Regions from separate parts of the Homo sapiens genome. Here region 2 is linked to region 1. Evidence: chromatin loops called from intact Hi-C (ENCODE). Cell type or tissue: breast epithelium. All regions are shown on one strand. Links, peaks and the distances in the headings refer to the core of each region. The heading gives the core; the rest is flanking DNA. Region 1 has its middle 4.5 kb from the start of TRC-GCA21-1. Region 2 overlaps KRABD3 (KRAB domain containing 3).

The links. A loop is a pair of places that touch in the nucleus more often than their neighbours do. Peaks named below come from ENCODE experiments on the same cell type or tissue, not always from the same donor. Only the 100,000 strongest peaks of a DNase experiment are listed, where the experiment ranks them.
Region 2: it touches region 1 in a loop (2.3-fold over the local background); 12 of 110 quality-filtered maps call a loop at or near these places.

Annotation. Positions count from the first base shown.
Region 1 is chr7:149,667,855-149,670,769 of GRCh38, reverse strand. No RefSeq gene overlaps it. Among named protein-coding and RNA genes, the nearest start is that of TRC-GCA21-1, 4.5 kb to the right of the region's middle. In breast epithelium, for the core only: a CTCF peak has its summit at 1,380; a DNase peak (open chromatin) is centred at 262.
Region 2 is chr7:149,719,364-149,722,278 of GRCh38, reverse strand. KRABD3 (KRAB domain containing 3) reads right to left here. Exons shown (of 17, transcript NM_001290187.2): 2 at 2,607-2,733; 3 at 2,152-2,271; 4 at 1,289-1,444; 5 at 744-896. Among named protein-coding and RNA genes, the nearest start is that of KRABD3, 5.9 kb to the right of the region's middle. RefSeq lists an enhancer at 1,126-2,020. In breast epithelium, for the core only: no CTCF peak of the experiment used is centred there; a DNase peak (open chromatin) is centred at 1,638.

The DNA of each region.
Region 1 (2,915 bases), core at 157-2,656:
GGGGACATTAAACATATAGCTGTTTTTTACCTCTAGACATTTTCAGAATTCTAAAACTATGTGGGGCAAGAGGTTATAAAATTAAGGAAAATCTCTGGGAAAAAGAACAGAATTTATAACAATTTCATGGTACTAAGAAGATGAAAATTCCTGGGGTAGAGAAAGGGGAAAGAACACGCCAGGAGAAAGTGAAAGCCCTGAAGAAAGTAGTGAATTGACACTGAGGATCTGCAGCCACTGTTTCTCTGGGACACTTGCCAATTCTAAGCCCAGCTAGAGGCTGAGCTCCCAATGTTGGCACCAGCATACATGTGTCAGGAAATAGGAACACCAAGGGAGCTTTTGAACAGATGTACAATGCTGGAGCATGAAAATGGAGACTTTAGAGTCCTTAAATACATAGCTGGTTTCACTCCTCAAGAAAATTGCTGAGTTGTGAAGCTCCATGAAGGAAGAATCCAGAAATATAAGCCCAAACTCTAAAAACAAGAGTGGATTTTTCGGTTGAGAAGAGAAAGACCTGCCAGGTTTTTTATTGCAAACCTGGTAGGGCAACGCTCAAAAAGTGGGACAAGTCACAGATAGAAGGAGCATTACCAAAATTACATTTTCATTTTTCTTAGCAGAAAAGACCACTCATTTCCTTATTGGTTTAAAATCATCAGCCCTCCACTCTATCTTCTTTCAAAAAAGAAGAAGCAGAAGAAGGAGGAGGAGGAGGGAGCAGGAAGAGCAGGAAGAGGAGGAGGAGGGTGAATTTTGTCTAGTAGAAAATAATTTTATTGAGAGCCTTTATTCTTTTAATACACAATGTCTGGCATTCAATAAAGATTACTAGGTATATCAACAGTCAGAGAAATATGAACAAAACCAAAAGAAAAACAGACAGTCGAAGCAAGTGATCTAGATATCATAGAATTTAAAATAACTTTGATAATATATTTAGGAAAACAGGAACATAGAAAAAATGTGAGAAAAGTGTGAATTTCACGTTCTAATTTGTAAGAAAAAATTCAAAGGAAATTCTAAAACAAAAATTATAATATTTAACATTAAAATTGTAATACGTGCATTTAACAGAAACTTAGTCACAGTGGACCACTGGATTAGTGAACAGAAAAACAAATCAATAGAAAAATATCTAAACTGAAGCACAGAAAGGTAAAGAATGGATGAAAAGAAAAGGAAAATAGGATATAAATGGGAAACAGTTAAAAGTTCTTACATGTCATTGAAATTCCAAAAGGAGGTAAGAAAGTGAATGAAGCAAAACCAAGATGTGAAAGGATAATTGACAAGCATTTTCCAAAACTAATGGAAAACATCAACCCACTTATTTAAGAAATTCAGTTAGTCAAAAGGAAATAAAAACAAAGGAGAATATTAACGCCATCTGTAGGTGATGGAGGAAAAGACAGAGGACAAAACATACAAACAAAACCAAAAGAAACCATGTTTTTAAAGAGTGAGGAAGAGGCCAGGCACGGTGGCTCACGTCTGTAATCCTAGCATTTTGGTAGGGCTGAGGTGGGCGGATCACTTGACGTCAGGAGTTCAAGACCAGACTGGCCAACATGGTGAAACCCCATCTCTACTTAAAATACAAAAATTAGCCAGGCCTGGTGGCATGTGCCTATAATCCCAGCTACTTGAGAGGCTGAGGCAGGAGAATCACTTGAACACAGGAGGTGGAGGTTGCAGTGAGCCAAGATTGTGCCACTGCACTCCAGCCTGGGTGACAGAACGAGACTCCGTCTCAAAGAAAAAATAAAAAAAAAAAAGAGAGAGAGAGGAAGAGAAATCTGAAAAAGCAATCAGTAGGGAAAAAAATCAAATTTTACAATTAACAGATGATTTGCCAAAAGAAATTATGGGAGCCAGGTGACATGAAACAATATTTTTACAGTGCTGAAAGTAAATAACCCAATTACTTTAAATAATATAAAAGTATTTAAAACTCCAATTAAAATATAAAATTTTCAGACTGAATGAGAAAACAAAACCACACTATAAGTTGCTTAGTTGAAACTTAAGCGTAGGGTCACATATAGCAGGTGAAAGTATAAATAAAAACACACCGTACAAACAATAACCAAAGAGGCTAGTATAGCAATATTAATATGATGCAAAATAGACTTTAACTTGATAAGAGTTTCTACAGATAGAGGGGATATTTAAAAATGATAAGGAGGTCAATCTAGCAGGAAGCTATTATAATCCCAAATCTGAATGCACCTAAAAATATAGTGTGAAAATAAACAAAAATGGATAGAACTAAAAATAGAAATAGACATATCCTTAATCATAGTGGCAGATTTTAACACACCTTTTTCTGTAGCTAATAGAAAAGGCAAATAAAATGTTGCTAAGCATATGAAGAATCTGAATAACACAACCAGAAAATATGACCTATTTGATATATAATGAACAGTGCACCATTCAATAGCACATTTTATATATTTTAATGCGCACAGTACATTTATCAAAGTTAACAATATTTGGTGATATAAAGTAAGTTGCCACAAATTTGAGGATTGAAATCATAGAGAATGTTTTCGGACCATATTATAGCTGAATTAGGCTAAGTTATGAGAAACAGAAATAACTAGAAATCCCCAGCCTCTTGGAAGCCAAACAATACACTTCCAAATAACCTATAAGCAAAAGAAGAGATCAAAATAGAAATTAGAAAGTATCTTGAACCAAATGTTAACAAAGATATAACAAATCAAAATTCATGTGGTACAGGTAAAGTCATGAATTCACGCTCTTTTTTGTTTGTTTGTTTGCTTTTTGAGATGGAGTCTCGCTCCCATCGTGCAGTGGTGTGATCTTGGCTCACTGCAACCTCCACCTCCCGGGTTTAAGTGATTTTCCTTCCTCAGCCTCCTGAGTAGCTGGGATTACAGGCATGC
Region 2 (2,915 bases), core at 189-2,688, 51 kb before region 1:
TTTCTGGTTTAACTGGAAACAGCAAGACTGTTGGTTCACTGTGAACACTCCCAGACCCTTCCCCCTGAGCCCAGCCTCGGAATTTGGCTCAGGAAGTGATGCCGGCAGCCTTGACATGTAGGCCACAATCTCACACTCACGCTTCTCAAACCAGGGCACACACAGGGCACACAGAACCCCAGAGCAAGTGTGCCCGACGACCCCTGAACACCAGATGAAACCACAGCTAAATGGGGTATGCTCTTTGGGAGTGCCAATTTTATTCCATATAAATTTGAAGTACTTTTTTATAAAAACAGACATGCAAAATTTGTGAGAAGTTTTAAAAATAAAATGAGACCCCAGAGAAATCCTAGGAGCTCCCCTTGCCCTGCTCTGCAGTTAGGGTTGCTGTGATGAGACGGTCTAAGGATCAGACCAGTGCACACAGGTAGGTCAATGCTGCTGGCCGTGGGCCTGCATGTTAGAAACTGCCGGAGACTTTCTGTGTACAAAGTGCTCAGTGATCGGGGCGGGATGACAGGCTCCCCAGGGGCTGAGCATCATGCCTCCTCTTTGGTGGTTACACCAGAGGCTAAATATGTTGTCCTGCTCCCTGGCGTACTTTGTTAACAAAAGAACAGCACAACAGGGGAACTGAGTCCTAGAAAAAAATGAAGAGGGCACAGGGTCCAGGTCCTCTGACGCCACGATCAGGGCTTTTGAAATGCTGGTTCTCCCTGTCCCTGCTGTGTCAGACTCACTGATGGGGAGAGGACTTCCCTGGACCCCGTCACCAGTTGGGCCACTGGAACACGAGCTGTCGGTGGGCGTGGTGGCCAGGTGGGGCTGGCTGGTAGGGCCGTCTGGAAGGCAGCTGAGCAGGCCTCGGAGAGGGCAGGGCTCTCTTGCCGCAGCTGCTGTCGGGAAAGAGGGAGAATCAACAACTGGTAAGATGCCCCTAACATTGTCACACTGTCACATTCTGGGTCCTTTCCTTGCCATGTACTAACAATGACCAGGATGTCAGCCACCTATGTGTTGTCATCACTGGGCTCTGAATGGGGCCATGGTGGGTGGAGGGTGACAAAGCCACACAGAAACCACCATGCGAAAGTCAGAGCTGCCCTCTCGCCAGCTATGGGCATGTGCTCAGAGGGCGGCACACGGCCTAGCCACGAGGAACAGCAGGTGACTCTGCCTCCCGGCCTGTGCCTGCAAGCCCACATGCAGTGCAGTGCCGTGGACTTGTGCTTCATCATGCGGAGTGCAGAGGAGGCTGCGTGCACTGCCCCACTGTCTGACTTACCCTCGGGGCTCGCTCTCTCTCCATCCAGGCTGGCTCCCCGGCTCTCGCTCTCGGGGCTGTCCATAGCGCCCTTGACTTCTCCAAACAAGAACTCTGGGATCTCCTTCACCAGCTGCACCAGGGCTGTGAGGTGCAGGCTGTGCCGGGGCTGTCCCCCTGCAGAGAGGCCACAGTGACCCCCCCGCACCCCTGCGGCTGCTCAGCACTCACACCTACGTGCGTGTTTTCACACCCAGCATCTCACGTAATCCTCCCAGCCACATGAGGAGCAGCCAGAGGAGACACCATGTCCCATGAGATATAGAGGACCTGGGCTCAGGCCAGGCGCTCTGGCCAAGGGACAGCCAGGGCATGGGGGCGGGGCCTGGGTAACAGGGCTCCTCTGTTCTACGTTACTCATTAATCTCCATGCCTCCCAGGGGAATGCCCAGGCGGGCTGCCGCTACACTTCTTCCACCATCTGGGCCCTCTGCCTTTCCTGGCACCCCCTAAATGCCTGGCCTTGCCCAGTCTGGGCCGGTGGAGCACATCCACCATCTGAGGTCTTGGGATGTAAGCCTCGTGGCAGGACTTTTGGGAGCTGGAGCAGGTTCTGCAGGGGTGGCTGTGATAAGGCTTCAGGGTGGTGGTGGGTGGGGGGCCTGAGGCAGGAGGTACTCTCCAGGGTGACCCCAGGCTTTCTCTGAGTGCTTCTCTGCATAACAGGCTTCCAGCCCAGAGGGATGAGGGGTGAAAGCTTGGGAGGTTGCAGTAGGGGAGGCAGGGAGGTGAGAGGCTGGACTGAGTAGGCTGAGGTCACGCATTGCCTGGGGCTGAGGACCGATGAGTGGGAGGAGACACCCAAAGTCTGACAGATAACTTACCCTGGGGATCTCCACAACCAGCAGGCTCCTGCCCCTCATCAGCGTGGCTCCCTCCCCCAACAGCTCTTCCAGGCTCTGAGGGTGACAGGAAAGCAGAGAGGGGGAGCAGCTCAGCTGTCCCTGGGAAAGAAGAGGGAACTGTGGCCCTGGGAATGGAGTGGTCTCCGCTTCGCACACAGTTGCATAGCAGCCCAGGCCCCTGCAGGTCTGTGCACATTCATGTGACCACTTAAACTCAAAGAACCGCAGAGTGGTCGGAACCTCAGAGGCCGCCGCATACCCCCACCGAATTGTACCTAGAACCCGGTCCCGGGACATAGAATAGCAGCAGCGTGAACGATCCCCGTGTTCATTTCTCAGGTGGAAAGACTAAGGCTGCCGGGTCCAGGGACTCCGGCCTCCCTTCCACCGCCCACCAGGCTCCTGCCACACGTGCTGCTCCCTCCCGTCCTTACCCACAGAGACCAGCGTCTCGTAGTTCTCCCGCATCACGTCTCGGTAGAACTCCCTCTGCCCCTCCTCCAGGAGCCGCCACTCCTCCTCCGAGAACCGCACGGCCAAGTCCTTGAAGGTGATGGACACCTGCAGGCACAGTCTCCGGGGGGGTTGGTTGTTCCATCCCAGAGGGGACAGCCTAGCTGTCCCTGCACTTGGTAACCCCACCTAGGCCTCCAGGCGCACACTCCAGGATAATAGCCAGGGTCTGACATGCAGGAATCCCCTCAAGAGACAGTGCTGGGGGTGAGCTGTGTCTCTGCAGAGAC